Linked DNA regions of Homo sapiens: region 2 is linked to region 1. Evidence: read pairs that join two places in POLR2A ChIA-PET (ENCODE). Cell type or tissue: PC-9. All regions are shown on one strand. Links, peaks and the distances in the headings refer to the core of each region. The heading gives the core; the rest is flanking DNA. Region 1 overlaps SAMD4A (sterile alpha motif domain containing 4A). Region 2 holds the start of LOC112268133 (a long non-coding RNA gene).

Region 1 (8,547 bases), core at 465-8,464:
CCTCAATTACTGAAACGTCCTCCACCTCTCTGCTGGCCTTCAAATCTGGAATCCTCTGTCCCTTCCGCACTTTGATGTATATTCCACTCTGCTTTGAAGGTCATATTTCTAATATGTAGACCTAAGCAGGTCATTCTGCTGCAGAAGTTCCTTCAATAGCTTTGGGATAAAAGAGAATGTCCTTTGCAAGGCCCAGGGTCTGGTTTCTCCCTCTCCAGACCTCTTTTTCCCATGTGCCCTTAACACTCAAGCCATGGGATCCACTTGGTCAAGCACCCTTGTCATTGTGATTTCGTGAATGCTGTTCCCTCTACATAGAATGCCCTTCCTTCACTTACTATTTGGCTGACCTGTAGTCATGCTCTGAGACTCAGCTCTAGGCCTCTCCTCCTCTAGGAACTTTCCTTGACTTATCTCCACTTTGAATGAGGGTCATTCATGGTGCCTGCCCTGACCCAGGGCAAGTCTTTAAGACAGCATATTTTCATAGCAGGGCACTTGCATTAAGTGCCTGTTTTTTGCTCATCTGATAGTGATTCGCTTCAGGCAGGAACAGTAGCTCTCAGCCCTGTCTGCCCAGAAACTAGTTAGTCCAAAGTTTCTCTCAGCAGGTGCTCAAAAAAGTCAACTGACTTGAATGAGGACAAAAGTAACCTGTGAATGAGTCTTTTCCCCTGCTCTTTCCTCCCATATAATGCAGCCACATCATTCATCATAGCTGTGGCATTTTGTTAAGTCTTAGCGTGTTGGGTTTATGTACCATCTTTGAGAACATGGTGCTAATGTAAGTGGGAAATGTGCATCTTCTGCCAAATGACTTCTATACTTTCTCTCCAGGAAATTAAGAGAACGTCTTTTCTCTCTCTCTTTTTCTTGGCCACCTGAAAGTCTTGTATGAGACAAGAGGCAACAGAGCACATTCCACTCATGAGTTGCCCAGGGAAAGAATGGTATTACTGTTGAGTACCAACTCACAATTGAGAATCTTTCCTCTGAGATAAGTCACAGTGAAGTTTTTGAAATGAACAAACACAACTGGATGTAGAAACCAAACCAGCCTCCTTAGTCCAAACATGTATAACCAGTAGCCTCCACAGGGAAGGGTAAAGGGAAGAAAGTTCCTATTTCAGTTGTTTCCCACTTCTCTTGGGTTAGTTTCAAGCTAAATTGTGGATCTCATTTTTTCTTTAGCTTGAGATATTAGCGTGAGATCTTTACCTCAAGAGACATTTAATCTGTACTTTGAAGTCTACTTAAACCATAAGGATGGACATTTACTAAAGAAGGAAAACCAAAGCACTGTGGGCAGATGTCATTAATCCTTTGAGAGTAGGAGCTGGTCTGCTTGGGAGAGAACTTAGTGACAGTCCCTGGCAGGGAACGCTAACACCAAGACAAGAAGGGGGCTTGATCCATGCATGGGAAAAACGCAAAGAGCAAGAATGCTGGACCATGAGATTTATTCCATACCCTTGACCCAAGAGGCACACTCCTAACGGAGGATGTGTAGCCAGACCTGGCCAGTCTAGCTAGATGAAAGGAAGGAATGGATGATTACCACAGTGTTTCAGAGAGATATTCACAGCTGTTGGCCATAAAGAGGAATTCACACTAAATAAAGTTCAACTATAGTAACTTTTCATTCTTTTCCCAAGGTGCACGATGAGAGCAAGACACATTCCATATGGATTTGAGAACTCTTCCAAATTCTACTAAGCTTTCTTATTGTTCTTCTAAACTGGACGTTTAACGATTAGAATAATAGCATTAGATGATGGCACCCCAAAGTGGACCAGCAAGTACTTTAAAACAGCTGACACTCCTGCCAAAGGGCCTGGGTCATAGAAAAGAAAGATTGTAGAGCCAAGAGGAAGAGTCAGCTCTTTTTCAAAGCACCTCACTTGGTTTTATATCTCATTTATTTATTTTTATTTTTTATGTTTTTATTTGAGATGGAGTCTCACTCACTCTGTTGCCCAGGCTGGAGTGCAGTGGCGCGATCTTGGCTCACTGCAACCTCTATCTCCTGGGTTCAAGTGATTCTCCAGTTTCAGCCTCCAGAGTAGCTGAGATTACAGCTGCGTGCCACCACACCTGACTAATTTTTGTATTTTTAGTGGAGAAAGGGTTCTGCCATGTTGGCCAGGCTGGTCTCGAATTCCTGACCTCAAGCAATCTGCCTGCCTCAGCCTTCCAAAGTGTTGGGATTACAGGCGTGAGCCACCGCACCCAGCCATATCTCATTTCTTTAAAAGTGTGAATTATTTTGAAAATTTAAACCAGCACCTGCTCTTAGACACGGAGATCAAATGACAAACCCTTGGGTTAGGAGCAGGGCTGCTCCTTGGGTGCACTCATAGGAAGTCGTTTTGAATAACATCTGGTGGCGGAAGAGTCCTCAGCAATGGCATCTTGCAGCAAGGCTGGGGAGGGACATTTCTATTGAACAAATACTGGCCCGTGACACTTCGGAATGCTAGTGTTTTTGGGTGTGGACATTTTTTCTGTCTGACCTGTCAGCTAAACTGCAAATATACTTTTCCCACAAATAGAATCCTTCATCATCTATAATGTTTCTTCCTTCAAACTTTTTTTTTTTTTTTTGCCATTTAACTTGCTATTGACTTTATACTTGGAATCCCAATCCAAGGAAGTTCTTGGAAGAAGGGAAGTTCAATAGGTCAGAGAAGGTGGAAATACAGCAGGCCATCAAATAACCTGTTTTCTGGCTGCACCCCTTGGGCCTATAAAGAAAATCCTGGATATGAGATCTTGTCTGTGCCATTTTTTTCTGACTGAATAGGCTCTGAGGAGACAGTTCTCACCAATTCTAATGAAAGGAATCACAGAGGCTTAGATATGGTATATTCCTTAACCTTTGCAATATTTTGGCTTTTGTCCCAAAATGGGGATAGGGCATTTATTCAACTTTTCTCTCATTTCTCTTAAAAAACCTGTTATCTTTATTTCTCACCTCAAAATGGCAGCACTCAATGAGCATACCTTGACCTACTTTGGGAGAATGTTGAAAGTGTGCATAAGGGCCTCAAAAAAAAAAAAAAAAAAAGAAAAGGAAAGAAAGAAAACAAAGTAAAAGGAAGAAGAATAAGTGTCCAAAAACCAGACAGTGGAATCAGCATTCTTCTTTGGACAAGATCTTTCTCCTGGTGAATGGCCCTTCTATAGGATCCTCCTTACCCTTCAAACACAAAGGCCAATGCTTCCTCCCCACAGTTACCAACTAGAACCGCAACACAGGCTTTCTTGGAAACAGACACTGAACTTCACCTGGAAAGAAGCTAGTTAAAAGCAACGGCTGTCTCAGCCTCCCTTGGTCTTTCAGCTATTTTGATGCCGATTGACAGATGCCAAGCCAGTCTACCTACAGCAGGGTTGAGCCTCACCTGCTACGCATCACCTGGGGCTCAGCTGCTTAAACACATAACCATGTAGCATAAAGTCAGAAGTGGGTTTTGCTAGTGCTCCAAAATTGTGATACAGTCCCCTGAAAACTCTGAAGTAGAAAGAGGACATACATCCCCTTCGTACCCAAGTGACACATGGCTTTTGCTGCCTGTTATATACCTTTAAAGACCCATTTGTATCAGCATTAAGACACATCCCCTCACTCTGGGCACTCAGCCCTGGAACCATCAATGAAATGGGGGTGGGATGGAGAGGACACAGGCCTAAGCAGGAGGAAGATTCAAGGAATGTGCCAGGGGAGCAGCTTCTTGTCAGCCTCATTCCCAGAGTTGACAAGCTCCATTTTTTCAGTCCGGTGCTCCCTTATAACCAGTGGTTGGGCAGTCATGGGCATGCTTTCTGTGCCAGGCTTCCGTGAAGGGAGGGGAATCAGTACAGAGCTTCCTATGTCAACACTGATCATTCACAAGGGGAAGATCGGAAACAGCAAACCTCAGGACTATTAATGCCAGCAAACAGGATGTTCTCAGAGCCTCCCTTCAGCATGCTAGTCCCCAAAGCATGAGTGGTTACTGTTTCACCATCTAAAATTGTTACTAGTGTGTCTCTGAATGTGCATCTTTGCCTAAGGGCTTCCCAGCCCTTGTACAAGTGGAGTCTAAAAATATAGCATGCACGTATCCTCTTTGTACCTATCATAAGTAATTTGGAAATCTATCTCCTGATGAATATCTTTTAGAAGAGGGTAGATTCACAAGGCAATGGAGGAATTTATTTATGCTACACAAAAGGCCTTTATCACCTGTATGCAAATCTGTTATCAGGATTAAAACACTGTTAGAGATTCTCAGTGGTATTTTCATGTCCCTTAAATAGATGCAGAGGAAAGGGTTTAAAGGTTTCTTTGGATATCAAAGAGAAGAGGAGAGAGAAAGGAAGCACTACTGCAATTCTGCATTAACATAGACTTATAAAGGAAAAAAAAAAATCCCGTGGTTTGTTTTTCTGAATTACTGACAGGTCCCTGGCCACAGCAATGAGGTACAAGGTTGGAGCAGCTCAGTAGCTTTACAAACAGAAGATCCTATCACCATTAGCTGTGACTCATTTAATGGTCTACAAGTCACTGCAATGCAAAAAAAAAAAAAAAAAAAGAGAGAGAGAGAGAGTGGGTTGACCTCTCTTACTCTGGTTCCTATTTCCCAGATTTTGGCAAGAAGCACTGGAAGGGGAATCTGAGCCCTTTCTGCCATGGTCAACCTGGAGTTCTGGAAGGGACAGATCAAATGCGTAAGCCTGGGGAAGGGGTGGGCTCCTTCTCTCTTGCTGACTACCTCTCTTTTTTTACCCTCTGGTCTCCAATAAAGGGAGGGGCTCTTTCCCCAGTGGTTTCTCATTTAGTCACTCACCTTTCATCCCACTACCTTCTTCTTGGAATGTGTTACGAGCAGTGGTCTGATCTTCTAAGTGTTCACTCCCACCACTTCCTGAAGAGGCTACACTGCTTTGTGGAGACAGGGGGGCATGATCGGATGGGAGGCACTGGGGTCCTCTAGCTCGTAAGTCCTCATGAGACATCCATCCATGTCCTAGAGGCTGGTTTGGCACATTCATGGGTGGGGTAAGGGACACAGATCGTTTCAAAGGGCTGTGGTGTGCCTGGCCTGAGAGAACTGGAAAAAAAAATAAAATGAAATAGGTTATTCCCCCCCCTTTATCCTGGGACACCGAAGAACCCACAATACCTCTTAACCCTGAGAGATACCACTAACTGTCTTACAACTCCATCCATGGTCACAGCAGGTTGAATACAGGCCTGGCATGGTCGTTTTCTTCAGGTGGTTTAAAAGGATGCAGTCTGTCCCTCTCAGTGGGTTAGGTTTCTCCAAGGAGGCCAAACCTATAGTGCCCACACATTGGTCCTTAGCCTTTGTGGGTCTGGATCTGGTTTTGGTTCTAACTCTAGAAATCAGGATTCATAGGACGGGGTCCGTAAATCAGGCAAGGCTTGACAGCCATATCTGCCAAAAGCAAAAAGAACATGTACTGGACAAGTTTGTTGCTGTTGTTTTTTAAACAGAAATTCTGACATTACCCATGTTGTTCAGGAGGACATCTTGAAGGGCAGCCGGGCTGGCCATTGTTTGGGATCTTTGCAGGGCTGAACCAGAAGAAGGTGGACTAATCTTTCCAACCAGGATTCAGGGAACTATGGCCTCTGCAGGGTGGTATGGCTCAGCAAGGGCCCCAGTACTAACATGACCTCAGGGTATGGGGCACTGCAGCTACCTGTCGGTGAAAGGGCTGCTTCTTCTAGGGCCGATTCTTTCCCTTAGCCTCACAGGTTAATGCCAAACTTTGTATTGCAAACACTTCCAGGTAACAAGGCTTTCATTCAGGAAGCTGGGAATGAATGGTTTTTACCAGCATGTTCAGCCCTTCTACACAGTGGGCAACATCTGCGCAGCCCCCATCTTTAATTTCTTTTCCAGAAAACTAGGAAAAAGCAACATAACTCATATAACTAGCCAAATTAAATTGAAGTCATTCGAGGGAGGGATTTAACAAAAACCAACACTGAAGGAGCCGATGTTACCCTTGGTTGGTTTTTCTGGTGTGTAAAGTGACAACTTTACAAAATAAGTCTATTCATAACATTCTCTCAGCACCAGTTCCTGACAGGTCCAGTTTATTTTGACTGCTGCTGTACTAACACGGAATTGAGCCACATGCATTTTTAAACATTTTTCAGGGAAGCCATTAAATTCCATCTCAGGCTGTATCCCCATCCATGAGGCATTTGCTCTCCCAAATTTAGATGAGCACTTCTTTGTGGGTGTTAATCTGTGTTTTTCAGTAAGCAGACCAGGCATCTCAATGGTGAGAGGTCCTGCTTTTGGTTAAACCATATTTCTGGTAGAGCAGTCCCAACATAAAGGCCTGGGCAGATTACTGTGTTCCCTACTTCAAAAGATAAAGAGCAGAGTCAAAAGGCTGGATGTTTCCAGAAAGTGTGTCTGGGGCAGTAGTGGGCTGGGTAAGCTGCTGCCAGGCAGCTGGCAGTCACCAAGCCTGAGAGCCACGGAGCTCAGGCCTCTGTGGTCAGTGTTTCCATTTGGCCTTGTGTGGCCAGAAGGGCAGCCTTGTATGTGAAGTGGGGACAATCGGAAGGGCTAGAAACTTCTTTATGAATGAAAAGGGAGGACAAAAGAGAGCTACCGAGTTTAGTATTAGTAACCTGAGAAATTTCCAATTTGGGTAGATTCTATCAAAGGCAAGGAAATGTCATCTAAATTAAAAATATGCAAAGGGAACATTGTTTAAAAAATATCGACACTAACAGGCTTAAATGGCTTGCATTGCTACTAAATAGACTCGGGAAGAAACTATTTAAAAAGGCTCCCTGGAAAATGCATTGCTACCTGGTTGGACCAGAATTAGCAAGAGGAAAAGTGGGGGGAAAGCAGAGAAAGAAAAAAAAAAAAACGAAGCGGCAGCAAAAATGAAAAGAGAAGCCAATAGGAAGAAAAGCCAGACATCCAGAAAATCCATTTCATGCCTGTCTAAGTATTTATATAAAATTGGGCAGACTGTTTACGGCTGCCCTGAGTGCTGGGACATTCCAGCTTAGACATCTTTGCTTTCTGGTACTTCTGCAACCGTTTCAGACTATCTGGTGGATGCTTTGACTGGTGCCTGCCAGGTGTACCCCAAGTGGAAGTGGGGGTTCCTCTGTATAGCCAGGATTAGAGTCAGTCTGAAATCACAGAAACAGGGCTTGTCAAAGAGGGACACACAGCTCAGAGACAGTGGGACTCTTAGTACCTGGGCTGGTTAGAGGCCATAACTGAATAGGTAACTAATCGCTAACCACGGGAGGTTACTGCTAGGATAGTCCTCATCTTCACATGGATGCTGAGAACAATACAATACGTACACTGTACTTGAATTCCATTATTTCATGGAGCCAATATGCTTCTTTCCATCTGATTTTTTAATCCATGCTATCTCCTCCACTGAGAGGCATCCTTGGGGAAGCTGTCAGTTATCCAAGGACTTCACTGGCTATTGAGATTGGAGCTAAATGTTTACCTAACTTAATGGACTTACAGGGATTTGTACATAGAAACCCACACCCATTTCTTCATACTTTTCTGAGCTTAACTGAAGTCATAAGGGATATGACATGAACTTGGCCTCTGCCTCTAAGGAAACATCAATTATACCTGAGGTGCCAGGGTCTTTTCCTGATGACTTTCTATAAAGGGCTCATACACTCTATATCATAATGAACACTTCTTGGTTCCCACTGCTGCCACCAAATTCAGGAATATCTCCGTAGGAGCCAACGTGCTGTGGCAACCAAGCACAGTGCCTCACACCAAGCTTCTGATTTGCAGACAGGGCCGTGGGTTTAGAGCCAGGCTGAATGCCACACCTCAATCAAAAGTCGTGCTAGGTAAATGCCTCTGTTCTCCAAAGGAACCAAGGCCTGGAGGCAGTACAGGCTTGTATTCTTGTGGGAAGGAGATTAAAACAGGTGACAGGTGCCTTGGCGACAGTGCCAATTTGGGGTGAAGACAGATCTTCAGGTTTAGGCAATGGTGACCACAAAGCTGATTTTGGTGTTACCTCTTGTGCTGGAGCACTTTGTTTGGCATAAAGTGACAGAGGAAATACTGTCATGGGCAGAAAGAGGCTACAAGAAAATAGGCCATGCAGTTGTGGAATTGACGAGGGGGCCAGTGGCAGAGTAGCAGTGGTTGTTTCATCCCCAGCCCCTCCCCTTTTTAAACTAAGAGATCTCATTTGAAGTGATGACAAACAGAGGGTCATATGGACATTCGGGCAGAAGTTTTTTTTTTTTCCTATGAGTAGGCAGGAAGAGTAGTAAATACAGACTTCTGAGAAGCTTAGCAGTGTGGTGCTAGCTGCCCCAGCATGTCTCTAGCCAGAGGCTTCTAGATGTTCTTGCTTGTAGACTGATGTGCAGCAGACAATGGCTAACGGTTCATTCAGACCTCAGCTACCCAGAAGTCCTATTCAAATGCTGCCAAATTAAGTATACCTTTAAAAAAAAATCTCAACCTAGATTAGAAATTGGCAAGTCCAGCAGAACTG
Region 2 (8,547 bases), core at 242-8,241, 130 kb after region 1:
CCTCCCGGGTTCAAGTGATTCTCCTGCCTCAGCCTCCCGAGTAGCGGGGATTAGAGGTTTGCACCACCATGCCTGGCTAATTTTTCTATTTTTAGTAGAGATGGGGTTTCACCATGTTGCCCATATATAATAGTCAAATACCAAACAATGAAGCAATACAGAAATTATTATAGCCATTAAAATAAGACCTTGAGGCCGGGCGCGGTGGCTCACGCCTGTAATCCCAGCACTTTGGGAGGCCGAGGCGGGCGGATCACAAGGTCAGGAGATCGAGACCATCCTGGCTAACACGGTGAAACCCTGTCTCTACTAAAAATAGAAAAATTAGCCGGGCATGGTGGCGGGCGCCTGTAGTCCCAACTACTCAGGAGGCTGAGGCAGGAGAATGGCATGAACCCAGGAGGCGGAGCTTGCAGTGAGCAGAGATCGTGCCACTGCACTCCAGCCTGGGCGACAGAGCAAGACTCCGTCTAAAAAAAAAAAAAAAAATGAGACCTTGAACTCCTGACCTCAAGTGATCCACCTTCTTCAGCCTCTCAAAGTGCCACTTTTCCTAATTTTTGACTCCCTTTCCATCCTGTATACTTCTTACTATCTCCTGACTAGAGGCATTTTCCAATACATTCCTGTCTCCTCACAGCCTTAATTCCCATTTTAAAATGAAAACCAAATCTACCTGCCACGATCTCACATGAGGAACTTCATTCCTCAGAGGGCTACGTTCCCATCTCTCCCCAGCAACGCATCAGGAACGCCCTCCCTCCATGGGAATGACACAGCCCATGCTCTTCTGCTCCATTCTCTGACCTCAGCTGTATTCCCTATTTCCCTCCCTGCCACTGCTTTCCAACCTGATAACCTTGAAAGCACTGAACTCCTGTCTCTCCTTTATGCCACGTTCGGCCAAGGCCTCATGTTCCGAGTCCAGTGGTAATCCCAGCTCTGGTGAGTCCACTCCCTGAGAATCTCCACTGGCAGGCTGCACCCTGCTCTCCAAACTCCACCTCCTCACCAACCAAGAGCCAGGACACAGCCCAGTGAAGATCTTCCCTCCAAAGGGAGCACTGAAGACCATGTTGGCAAATAAGTGAATATGTGTTGACCACAAAATTTCCACAGTGAATAAGACAGGCAATCTGTAGATTCTTTTCAGCCACCAAACTAAAGGAGGGGGGTATAAAATACTTTTAACTGCCACATACCATGTAGCTTGCTAAATTAAGAATTCTCTGAGTCACTAAATCTCATTGGACTTTGAAAACTAAATCTTTGAAATGGACAGTATATAGAGTTATTTCCTAGAAAACCCCAAAGAAAGGTGCTGAATGAACATGGTGAGACCTGGTGATGATTTCTAGAACATGGAGACCAAACAGGGCCCCTGTGCCCTTCATCTTCCCGAGGTTACTGTGCCTGCCTCAGACAAGTGGCCTGCAGCCTCAAGTGCAGCCTGACAGTGCAGGGGCAAACTCCTCCCCCCGCCACCCAATCTCAGCTCTGCCTCCCACAAAGGACGTGTCGGAAGCAGGCACATGCCACAGATTAGGCAGCACCAAGCAACACTTTGCAAACAGCTTGTAAACATCAATGCCATACGAATCTGTGATGGCCAATCAGGATGGCAGGGTGCTCCCCAATCTGGAACTCTTCTTATTGGAAACCAGATGAGGCAGGCCCATGGCAAGGAAGTAGCATTGCAGAAATGAGCGCACACGTGCACGTGCACGTGCACGCACACACACACACACACACACACACACACAGCCCAGAAGTAAGACATAGAGGAATGAGCTCTTTTCCTTGTAACAGAAATGACATGCTTCATATTTTCTAAAAGGCGGGGCTGCACATTAAGCTTCTTTTTGCAACTTCCTCACTTTCCTAGTACTTAGAACAACCTGAAGGTAAAAATGGGCACCTAATAAACACCTGTTGAAATAGGTTGATTATTGTTTTATTCTAAGTTAGGCTCCAGTCTGTCTCTACCAGGGCAGTCAGAGGAATAAGGATAAATGTTGACTATTTAGCAAGCATGTTGTAAATATATGAGTTCCTCAAAATGTCTGTAATGGAAAGTGATCATTCCGTAAAATAATTTTTTAAGTCATACATATATATGGGCATGTTTATATATATACATATATATATATATAGGCATGTTTAATGCCCCAATGTTTTAAGAAAATACAGTTTTACACACAAATATGTTTATGACAACATTAATTACAATAGTTACATACCAAACAATGGAGCAATACAGAAATTATTATAGCCATTAAAATTATATTTATAAAAAAACAATGCCTTTGGCCATGAACTCAAACCTTTAGCAGGATGGGCATTTTGACAGGGCCTCCTGAGAATTGTCAGTTTAGGTATTCTCATCCCTGTGAGGTTTCCCTGCTCATTTTAAAATAACACAATTTGGTGGCTACTGAAAGTTTTCTACCCTTCCAAAACTTTGCTTTTCACCAAAGCACATATTTTTAAAAATATGTACATCCAATCTTGGCTCTTTGGAACTTCAGATGGCAACAAATAATTCACATCAGAAATCAAAGTGTAGTACTTCAATGCCCCAATCATGCACCCAGGAAATACTGCTACCTCAATCACATTTAATGTTGATGACTTAAAGATAGTTTCCATTAATTATGCTCTGCTGGGTTTTTTTTTTGCTTTCTCCAGGGCCTGAGTAGATTTTTGGTGCACAGGGAGCTTGCCTTCTGTACCAGATACTCAAGCTGACTGATCCTCATCCTGTGCTCAGGGAAGCTACCCCCGCTGTAATTGTCAAGTGAAACAGGGAAATTAACATCACGAACAACACTATTATTTTAAAGCAGGAAAACTAGCTTGTTAAAGATCAGTTTCCAAGCAGTAAGATTTAACTGTTCTTAAATCCAATATCAGACAGATTGGAAATCTGAAAGGAGTTTGAGCATAAGGTAAAAATGGCTGAGCCACTCTCACTTGGTATTCACTGATATAACTGCTCACAAATAAAACACTGCAATGCACAAATCCAATAAGTTAAAGCAGTCTAGAAATGCACATTAACAGAGACAGCTTCAAAGACACTGGTAATGTTCTGTTTTTTAGGCTGGGTGGTAGGCACAGGGGCATTCATCTTATTAATCTTTAACTATACATATTAATAAGTGTTATATACTCTTTTGTATGTATGATAGGTTTTATAATTTTAAAAAGATCAGAAGTGCAATAAAAACTCAAACTTTAAAAGTGCATATTAGATAGAACATAAATTTAAGACAGGGAGCCCTTTTTTCATTTAGGATTTATAAGCAACATGTATAAGCGTTCATAAATTTTCAGAACTACAAAAGATTGAAGATCATCTAATATAATGGTTTTCCAACGACGTCCCAGGAATAAAATTGTACGTTGCATAGACATGCCATCAACTCCTTATTCAGGGCTGTAAGTTTTCTTAGCACAGGAAGTTCATTTTGTATTGCGGAAGAGTGATCCTAAATCTCCCCTTACCTAATATCACCACTCCTGGTTCTTCCTTTCTTTCTTGATTCAAGAGCCTCTTCCCATCACCTGAATTGCTTCAATAAAGACACAGACTTAATTTGTGGTTCTTCAATAAATTCAAAGAGAAAGTTACAACGTGCATTGAAGAGACACATTCTTGTTAAAAGGCATTGTGGGAAGCCACCATTCTTGGTGGTGGATTCCAGCACCTTGAAACACCACAAACTGGAAGAGCAAGCAAGGAGCCAATGGCTAATTCTACCACAGACAACTATGCTCAGCAAGGGTGAGCTAAGGGAATTAAGGATACAATAAAATAATGGGGCCAAGCATGGTGGCTCACGCCTGTAATCCCAGCACTTTGGGAGGCCGAGGTGGGTGGATCATGAGGTCAAGAGCTCAAGACCATCCTGGCCAACGTGGAGAAACCCCGTCTCTACTAAAAATACAAAAATTAGCCGGGCATGGTGGCACACACCTGTAGTCCCAGCTACTCGGGAGGCTGAGGCAGGAAAATCGCTTGAACCCGGGAGGCAGAGGTTGCAGTCAGCCAAGATCGTGCCACTGCACTCCAGCCTGGAGACAGAGCGAGGACTCCATCTCAAAATAAATAAATAAACAAATAAACAAATAAACAAACAAACAAACAAATAAAATAATGGAAATACAAAAGTTCTTTTTTTTTTTTTTAAAGAAAAGGCCTTCTAGGATGCTGAATGCACCAAATGTAAAAGAACTATAAGTGTCCCTGGGAATGAATGACTCATGTACAGCAGTCTTGAATGGTCTAACTACTTATTCATAGAGCAATACAGAAACAGGACTCACTTGCTCAATCATTTCTTTGGCTATAGGCCAAATGCCTGTACAACCATTTAAAAAAATCAATTTCACAGGCTAACGGGCATGGTGGGAGCCAGAGCTATGCACACTGGACTCAGAACAGAACTGGGCAGCATCAGCTTTATAAGCTGATCAGTTCCTACTATCTTGAAGCAAGAGGTAGCTATTGTTGAGTCACTAGACAGCTCATTTAGGTCAGAGTTAAAATCCATATTCATAAAACTGCCTAAATTATACAGAGTCTACAGTATTTTCGGGTTTAATTATCTTTGGGCTAATAAAAAGTAAGATATAAATAAAATGGGGACATATTAAAATAGTTTTGTTTTTAAATAAATCATGAGATTCTCTATTCACTTTGTCTCAGCAACTGGAGACTACCAATACCCTTGATGGAAATGCTATGAGCTAAAGGAAAACCCAACAGTCTTAGATTATGTATCAGATGTGCATCTTGTGGCCCCAGTGTGTTCATGCCAAGTCACATGGTCCGCCTCGCTCCCCCATCCACCACTGGGGTGGGCACCTGAGTAAGGGGAACAACTCTATGAGTAACCAGAAACCTACACCAGTGTTCCTCAAACTCTAATGTGCAAACAAATCACCAGGGGGTTCTGTTAAAAGGTAGGCTGGGATTCAGTAGGTCTGCAGTGTGACCTGAGAAGCTGCATTTCCAAGAAGATCTCAGGTGATGTCCTTGATACTGGTCCCCAGTGTGCACTTGAAGTAACAAGGATCCAGACATTTAGCCTGACAGGCATGAACTGAGAGAGAATGTAAGAAGGCGAATGTCTTTTTTTTTTTTAATTATACTTTAAGTTCTAGGGTACATGTGCACAACGTGCAGGTTTGTTACATATGTATACATGTGCCGTGTTGGTGTGCTGCACCCATTAACTCATCATTTACATTAGGTATATCTCCTAATGCTATCCCTCCCCACTCCCCCCACCCCACAACAGGCCCCGGTGTGTGATGTCCCGAAGGTGAATGTCTTAAGTCTCCAAAGCTTCCCAATTCTAGCCCCAACAGGGCTGAGAAGGTTTCTGTCCATGGGGCTACTCATGTCATTCCCACAAGAACATTTTATATTCTTGCAATAAAGCTTCATCTCCTTAAGCTAGCTTGTACTAGTTTCTGTTCCACGCAACCAGAAGAGACTAGAACAGACAGGAAAGGAAGTATCTTCATCCCTGAAAGCCACTGTCTGTGCTATCCTGGTGTTTCGTGTGTGTGTGTGTGTGTGTGTGTGTGTGTGTGTGTGTGTGTGTGTGTGTGTATTTTAAAGCAGTCCTCTAGCAATGGAAAAATGCATTATTCTGGGTTGAAAATAAGGAAGCAGTCTATTGATATGCTTCTTCTTTGTACAGTGATTTCCCAGTTAATCCTAAGGAAATAATCCAGACTTGGAAAGATGTCCCAAGTAAAAGGGCATTGATTCCACAGTTATCTAATCCATGGCCAGCCAGTCCCACATTCCTCTTCTAAACCAGAAGCCTGTCTCTGGGTCTAGCCCAAGTGAGAGAAAAAAAGAAGTCTCTGGTACCAGGCGGATCCCAGGACCCTGCTGTTTCTGTCCTGCTTTCTCCTTTGTTTCTACATTGCTTCCCTCAATTTTCTCTCCAACATGGTTGCCAGATGCCTTCGGAGTTTTCTTCTTTCTCTAAGGACTTAGCACCATCAACTCACCCCAAAGTCTTTAAGTCAGTCTAGCCAGACTGTAGTTTTACAACTCTAATACCCATTATTAGTTCTTAGGATAGTGATGTAAGAGTGTCTGAGGGGTTAGAGTATTCTCTCCAAGTCATCAGCCTTGGTTTCTGCCTAAAACAGCAATTCTTTACACACAGACACAAGATTCAAATAAAACACACTTTATAAATTCCAACATTGGAGCCTCCACGGGAGGCCCTGGCTATGGAGTCCACTGTTTAACCGCAACAAATTCCACTAATTACTCTAATCCTGCCATTCCTAAGCCAGGTGATGGCCCTTTGATTTACATGAAGATAAAAATATTTGTACAATAGGCATCAAAACTTTAGGCTTTAAAATGTCGCTGGGTTTCTGTTGAGACTCATTCTTGTTTTTCATCCCCACCCAATATGAATGAATCAAAAAGGACAAAGGAGAAGTTCAGAAGGAAGCAGGAGACTAACACCAAAGATGAACCAATAATGTGACTGTGACAATAATATAAGTGATACCATTTTATTTATAATCTGGACTCTACCTACTTCCATAATGGATTTAAAATGGCTCAAAATAATCACAAGAGCAGGATAGTTGAAATAAAGAAAAAAAGAGCTAATCCACATGGAAGAAAGGGGAGGCAACTACCAGGAAACAGAGATGAGAGTTATTGTAATGAAGCACTAATTTTGGCTTCAAGCTTTAGGAAACCAAAGCTAAAAAGGAAACAGGATAGGTTATGAATTCTCAATTTCATAAATGAAATTGAAATGTGGAAGCAGATGGATTCGTCAGGAGGGACCATCCATTTTCTACTGCTGAGCTCGAAGAGGAATTTATGGCATAGTCCCCTCCATGAAATACTCTAAGAAACAAGGAATGGCAATTTCAGCTGAAGCCAGATGGCCATTTCTCCCTCTAATTGTTGGTAGAAGCCAAAACCCAGATACTGAAATGCAGCTCACTAAAGGCATAGCTATGCATAGCTGAGCTGATGTAGTCTAAGCATGCTGTTTGCTGGTGCTAATACGATAAAATGCTAGCTCTTGGAGAACCTGGAGTAATTCATGACTAACCCGCCCTGCAGATTATCTTCCCCAAGAAAGGATTAAGGTTGTTGGTGAACATTTCAATGTACTGTGTCAGTACTGTTGGCCAATGTTCTGTCAGAAAATCAAAGGATCCAGCCTCCTAGTAAAGGGGCTTTCACCTTCAACAATGGATCCTACCAACAAGACTCATATTATTTTTCAATAGCAAGCTCTCAATATGTTTTCCATCCTAAACAGTTACTTGGGAGATGGCAACTCAAAGTTCTGGACAACAAAGAAAACAATTTTAGTCTAGAAAATTGAGGGCAAAGGTTATCTGGTGGCTAACTCAATCACAAAGACACTGCAGTGTAGTTCCAGTAGAATAACAAATTCTGAAAGAAATTATATTCTGTTGACAGTTCACTGAATTCCAAGCAGCTGGGTCAATGGAAGCACTGGATGAACTTAATGAAGATTTGTTTTAGGAATAAATAGAAAAACAAAAACAGTAACAACAACAAAACCTTGGATAATGCCTTCCAAAGATGCTAATTTCAGGGGTGGGGCAGTTAATGGTGGAATATTATTTCTTAAGCAGCTGCCTCACCAGACTGCCTGGGTTTATGACAGTGACATGCTCAGGAGAAGGTGCCTGGTTTTCGTTTGCTCTGGCAGAACCAGGCATGTAACTTGCCCCCAAACAGAAAAGGACATTTAGCTATAATTTAAAAAGAAGAAAGAAAGGCCAGGACACAGCTTTGCTTCCTGAATTCTAAAACTGAAATTTGATCTGCCAAAAGGTTGTCATTACTCACTCCAGCCTGGCAGTAGGAAATGATGTGGTACAAGGTTTGGAGTAGAATTAAAAGTAGGATTAATGATCTGGGTGTATACAGGAATACATGTCTCTTCTCTCCAGGATCCAAGACTACAAATCTATAAACTCTCTCGAAATTTTTATTTCAGATGAAGAGATCTCAGTGTTTTAAGAAGAAAAGAGGAACAGAGGTTTAAGAGGATGTCTACCCAATTGATTGACCTGTAATATGAAGAATAATCAGAGGGAACTACACCACAAAAACTTCGGAATAGTGTTGCTCTTGCTACCAATGATATCAGCTTATCCGTGTAACATTTTAGTTTACAAAGTACTTTATATTTTCACCTATGCTATTGTCTCGTAATTCTGACAATAGTCCTGTGAATAGTGGTGCTGTCTCCACTAAATGGATGAGAAGATTAAGACAAGTCAATTGACCTGTCCAAGATCACAGAGCTAGACAAACAGCCATGCCAAAATTGAAACTCAGGTCTTCTAACTCCAAATCCTTCATCATAGATATTAGGGTCCATTTCTTTTGATGCAATTGAAGCAGTATAATATTTTTTAAAATCTCATAGGGCAGAGAAAAAATATTTCTTATGAAAAATTTGTGGACCTCGGGTATCCTACCTAGAGTTTAAAAAGAAAAAATAA

What was found. ChIA-PET counts read pairs that join two places held together with the same protein. Peaks named below come from ENCODE experiments on the same cell type or tissue, not always from the same donor. Only the 100,000 strongest peaks of a DNase experiment are listed, where the experiment ranks them.
Region 2: POLR2A ChIA-PET joins it to region 1 with 6 read pairs; 2 of 35 experiments call an interaction of 5 or more read pairs at or near these places.

The regions. Positions count from the first base shown.
Region 1 is chr14:54,733,576-54,742,122 of GRCh38, reverse strand. SAMD4A (sterile alpha motif domain containing 4A) reads right to left here. Exons shown (of 13, transcript NM_015589.6): 4 at 4,836-5,099. Among named protein-coding and RNA genes, the nearest start is that of SAMD4A-AS1, 50 kb to the right of the region's middle. In PC-9, for the core only: no CTCF peak of the experiment used is centred there; a DNase peak (open chromatin) is centred at 4,522; H3K27ac peaks cover 650 bases.
Region 2 is chr14:54,599,400-54,607,946 of GRCh38, reverse strand. All of the region lies in intron 2 of SAMD4A (sterile alpha motif domain containing 4A), which reads right to left. It overlaps LOC112268133 (a long non-coding RNA gene), which reads right to left and starts at 3,900. Exons shown (of 2, transcript XR_002957606.2): 1 at 3,508-3,900. In PC-9, for the core only: no CTCF peak of the experiment used is centred there; a DNase peak (open chromatin) is centred at 4,306; H3K27ac peaks cover 2,220 bases.